2 separate regions of the Homo sapiens genome follow, and region 1 is linked to region 2. Evidence: read pairs that join two places in POLR2A ChIA-PET (ENCODE). Cell type or tissue: PC-9. All regions are shown on one strand.

The links. Peaks named below come from ENCODE experiments on the same cell type or tissue, not always from the same donor. Only the 100,000 strongest peaks of a DNase experiment are listed, where the experiment ranks them.
Region 1: POLR2A ChIA-PET joins it to region 2 with 7 read pairs; 1 of 35 experiments calls an interaction of 5 or more read pairs at or near these places.

Annotation. Positions count from the first base shown.
Region 1 is chr11:795,181-797,680 of GRCh38, reverse strand. All of the region lies in intron 1 of SLC25A22 (solute carrier family 25 member 22), which reads left to right. PANO1 (proapoptotic nucleolar protein 1) reads right to left here and starts at 55. Exons shown (of 1, transcript XM_034751809.2): 1 at 1-55. The coding sequence starts at 55. RefSeq lists enhancers at 46-215, 356-415, 486-555, 1,116-1,255, 861-1,379 and 1 more and silencers at 1,376-1,445, 1,926-2,005, 2,256-2,315. In PC-9, no CTCF peak of the experiment used is centred here; a DNase peak (open chromatin) is centred at 1,310; H3K4me3 peaks cover 2,215 bases.
Region 2 is chr11:1,558,053-1,560,552 of GRCh38, reverse strand. It overlaps DUSP8 (dual specificity phosphatase 8), which reads left to right. Exons shown (of 7, transcript NM_004420.3): 4 at 1,498-1,664; 5 at 2,282-2,441. Among named protein-coding and RNA genes, the nearest start is that of DUSP8, 13 kb to the left of the region's middle. RefSeq lists enhancers at 401-1,196, 1,995-2,500. In PC-9, no CTCF peak of the experiment used is centred here; DNase peaks (open chromatin) are centred at 942, 1,282 and 1,962; H3K4me3 peaks cover 1,502 bases; H3K27ac peaks cover 937 bases.

The sequences.
Region 1 (2,500 bases), 760 kb after region 2:
GACAGCGGGAGATTGAATGGGGAGCCGCCGGCCAGACTCGGAGCCTCACCCCCATTGCCTTTCTTGGGGGTAGGAGGAGCCTGGCGGCTTCTTGGGTGGAGGATTTTACCCCTGCAGATTCGGAAGCAGCGGTATCTTCCTGTGGGGTGGTCTCTGCTCTCCTGCTGTCTCCCTGGCTTGCCTGTGGCCTCAGTTCACCTGACTATGAAGGGGGGACAGTGACGGCTCACAGCCCGGGGCCCGGCTGGGGCTGCAGGGTTTCTATAGCAACATCAGTGCAGGGGGAGGGCCCTGGCCAGCTGTCTCATAAACCAGGGGTGGGAACTGCCGAGTGAGGGCAGAGAAAGGCGGGGTTGGCGTTCAGAGGGAACCCCTGCCGGTTCTTCCCCAGGCAGAGCCCCTCACTGTCATCATTCTCCACCCAGAAGCTCCTCTCCGCTGCACTGGGTGACGTGCGGGCCCAGGCCTGCCTCTCCGCCCTGGGATCTCTGGGCCTGCTTCTCTTCTTGGGACGAATGGCCGCTCCCCACCTCGGTCGGCCTGACTTCCAGGATTGCCCCTATCATGCAGGTGTCCTCATCCCAGACTGGAGATAGGCTCCCAGGAGGAAGGGGGTTGCTCAGTCCCTGGAGGGCCAGGGTACACCCCTGGGAGGGACTAGAGTGGAGATGAAGGGCCCAGCGCAGCCCGGAGAGCTGTGGCCAGTCTGCACCCGAAGAGTGGGGCGGCAGGGGTGGGGGGGGCTAGGAGGGATCAGGTAGAAGTTCAGAGGTCAGCTTGTCACCACCACTGGCTGAGGCAGGGAAAGGCAGGTCTGACGGTGAAGCCCTGAGTGGGACGGGTGGTGGGGCAGAGGGCTCTGGGCATGCCAGCTCGTGTGCCCTCTGGACCTGCCAGGTGAGCAGGGCCTGTGGGTGGCAACAGTGGCCTCTGGCACCCAGCTAGCTCTTCCCTGTGGACAGCAGGCCTTTTTTGTGGCCCAGCATGAGGCTTCCCTGACATGCATCTGCCCCTAGCAGACACACATCCCACAGACACGAGTGGGTGTTAGCCCATCTCTGCTCCACAGCACCGGATTCCCTGTCCAGGTACATACAGGGTACCCTGGCCCGGAGAAAGCCTCATTCTCAGAGTACCAGCCCTAGACAGATCCAGGCCAGGAAATGCTATAGGGTTCAACCCACAGGCAGCAGACAGGAACACATGTGTGCTGGGGGTGTGGTGGCCACGCGCTGAGGTCCCTGTCGGTGGGTGGCCTCGCTGTGCCAGGTCAGCCTGAGTCAGACCCACCCCTGCTCATCTCTCCTCTCAAGGCTGCCGGAAGCCTCTGCTTGCCCAAAGTGAAAGAGAAAGTGCCCCCCCACCCAAGCCCGCCCCACCCCGCCCCACGGCCAATCCCTGCGGCCCCTCGCCTCCTCCCCCGGCAGCTTCCCCTTCTGTGTGAGTGCTGGGCTGGAGTGTGGAAGAGCCATCCAGAGTGAGTGCCTGGGGCAGAGTGAGAGCAGGACCAGCGGGCAGGTGGCGGAGCGGGGGTCGGTGGTGGATGGCCCAGCCCTGGAAAGCCGAGGTGAAGGTTACGAGTCCCTGAGGATCTGTGGGTGTGAGCCAGCCGCGTGGCCCTGGGCAACGGCGCTGCCGGTGGGTGAAACAGCTGGCCTCTGGGGGGCCCAGGGAGGGGGGAAAGGCCCCCGAAGCTGGGATTTTATGGCCATGACCCTATGGGAGGCCCCTGAGGCTGGCTGTGGCTCCCCAGCCTTGCTGCTTAGTGGGAGAGGCCTGTCCTCTCCTCCTCTGTAGTGGATGGGGGTGCCAGCCACAGGGGGCCTCAGAAGGCCAGCCATCCCCCACCCCCAAGGCTTCCAGGGGTCCCATCACTGGCTTCTGTGTGTCCATGAGTGAAACTCCTGGGAGGGGTGGAGGGGAGGAAGGGGCGGGCAAGGGGCTGGCTGTGGGGGGTGTGGGCATCGTGGGGAGGAGCTCTGCAGGCCCTAGGTGGAGCTGCCATGGGAGGAGAGCTATACCTGGGATAGCTGAGCCCAGGTCGGGGGGTCTTAGGGCGCCCGGGACCCCAGCCCCTAGCTCGAAGGGGGCAGGTGCCGGCTGCTGCTCTCTCTGTGCTGAAGGATGTGGGGGATGGTCACCACAGCTGTCCAGGTCGAGGTGCTCCGGTAGGCACCCTGGCCCCGGCCCCTGGCACTGCCCCCAGAGGTGCCTGGCCCTTTAAAAGCCGGAGCTGGCTGGGGTGCACGTGAGCCCCGAGCGTGAGCGGCGTGTGAGGCTGGCTGGGAAGACGCTGGCGGTGGGGAGGGGGGGACTGAAAGGAAGCCAGGTGGTCCCAGGGGTGAGCATGGGACTGGGTGGCAGGTGCCTCCCGCTGCTGCACCCTCAGGACGCAGTGACGGCTTCAGTCTGGGGTGGTGGGTGAGGGGCTGCGTGAGAGAGGGAGGCTGGGGGAGGATTACTCTTCGGGTGGCCCCACCCTCACTCATTCCCATTCCCT
Region 2 (2,500 bases):
CTGCCTCAACCCACCCAGCCTGGAGCTTCCCCTATCTCCACAGTCCCCCAGCGTCACGCCCTTTTTAGGGACACGGGGAGCTGGCACAGCAGGTGTTCTGGTTGGGGGTTTGCACACACTCCCCTGTCCTCAGGAGTTATCCAGGGTGGCTCTACTCCACCCAGCAGGGGAGAATGGAGAGAGGAGGAGCCCTAGGCACTGGGGGCACGCGGGGCAGGCAGTGGGCACCTGCTACACATGTGGCACCAGCCTCTTCTGCAAACCAGGACAAAAAAGAGCCCTGGGGTTCCCAGGCCCTGAGCTCCCGCCGTCACTCCCCTGCCCCGTCCAATGGGATAGGGCAGGCCTCAGCCCAGCTGCCTCAGGCTCTGCACAAGCAGGAGCCGGCTTGCCATGGGGGCTTATGTTCTGGAAGGTGTCCTCGGGGTGGTGCTGGGCCATGCTGGCTTCACCCTCCCAAGAGCTGGCAGCCACCAGGTGGGTGCTGCCCAGTTTCTGGTCCACATCGGTGGTCGCCCCAGCCAGGTCAGGGACGGCCAGGTCCATTCTCACCATGTGTCTTCGTGCTCATTATCTTCTTGGAACCACATGATGCTGTGTGGCAGGCAGGAGGAGGAAGCTGAGACCAGAGCCATGGTGTGCACTACCCATGGTCACTGAGTCAGACATCCAGGGATTCACGTTCGGGTCCTTCCAGCTGGTGCAGGGCAGGGGACTTCCTCCCACCAGCCTGTGGCCTCGGACTTGGACGTGTGTGGAAGGCAGCAGCACACGCTGGTCACGTGTGCAGCGGGTGCCCACTGCCTGCTCTGCGTGCCCCCAGTGCCCCGGGCTTCTCCACTCTCCGTCCTCCCCTGCTGGGTGGAGTACAGCCATAACCAGACAGCAAATGCCCCGAGGGCTGTGCCAGGGTGATGTCATGCCTGGGGACGGGGAGGGCCTCTCGGAAGCCCTGGCCTCCTGGTCCTGGCACCCAAGCCCAGGCCTGGGGCTCCCAGCCAGCTGGAGGCAGGGAGGCATTGCATCAGTGCAGGGGAGGAGGAAGGCCCAGCCTGGCCCCAGGCCATGGGTATGGGAGATGGCCGGGCTCGTGAGGGCCTCTCCTCTGGGCTGTGTGACACACACCCTCAGCAGGAGACCCCTGTGGCCTCTGAGCCCACCCCTGCCTGGGCCCAGCGCGTGCCGTGATGGCCAGCCACCTCAACGCCACCTTTACGGGCATCCTAGCGGCGTCCTCAGCTGGGTCAGCCCCTAATTAGCATGAGGAGGAATGTGGGCGTAGGTGCAGGCTGTAAATGTGTGGCAGTACCCCCTCCCCCCACCGCGGGCAGAGCAGGTGCTCCGCCAGAGGCTTGCCGGCTGGGCTCAGGCTCGGGTCTGGGCTGGGTGTGACTGATCCTCAGCAGTAGATGGGGTGCCCTAGGCGGACAGGGCACCCTAGGCGGACAGGGAGCCCTAGGTGTTCTCTCAACCCACTTGACGGCCCTCCTCCTACAGGGGGCTTCGCCACCTTCTCCTCCTGCTTCCCCGGCCTCTGCGAGGGCAAGCCTGCTGCCCTGCTACCCATGAGCCTCTCCCAGCCCTGCCTGCCTGTGCCCAGCGTGGGCCTGACCCGCATCCTGCCTCACCTCTACCTGGGCTCGCAGAAGGACGTCCTAAACAAGGTGTGTGTGCAGTGGAGTTCGGGGGGTGGTCAATGGGAAAGGGGCAGGAGCTCCAGAAGCAGCTTGGCAGCGGAGCGGGGGATGAGGGAGGAAAGGAGCTGAAGGCAGTGGATGAGCTGGGTGTGGGAGAAGCATGGGTGGGGGCCCAGGAGGACCCCAGGCTCCCCACCCATGCCCCTGGAAGGACCACAGCAGGGCTTGCGGGAGGGCCCGGCAGGGCTCGGGGGAGGAGCGGGGAGCTGGCATGCCAAGCTGCGGATGTCACTGGGCCTCTGGCCAGCTCTGAAAGAATCCCATGTTTTAAAAATGGTGACGAGGGAAAAGGGTAAAAGCCACCACCCAGGCAATCATAAAATTCCTAGGAGCCCACCACCAGCCGTGGGTGGGGCCTGCAGTCGGAGGCCAGCCGTGCCCCACCCCCCGCACGGGCCCAGGGTGCCAGGGTGGACCAGAGAGGCCTCCTGGGCCCTCCCCTGGATACACTGGGATCTGGGACAAATTCCAAGGCTCCCAGGATTCTAAAGGCCCTCCTGACGGCAGGGCAGGAAAAGCCTCCACCTTCACTCCCGCCCCGAGCTTCTCCCACCCCTTTCCAACCCGCCCTCCCGCCCCTCCAGGATCTGATGACGCAAAATGGAATAAGCTACGTCCTCAACGCCAGCAACTCCTGCCCCAAGCCTGACTTCATCTGCGAGAGCCGCTTCATGCGGGTCCCCATCAACGACAACTACTGTGAAAAACTGCTGCCCTGGCTGGACAAGTCCATCGAGTTCATCGGTGAGTCTGCGGTGGGCGGAGGGCAGGGACCTGGCTAGAGGAAGGCTAGAGCTGTGTGT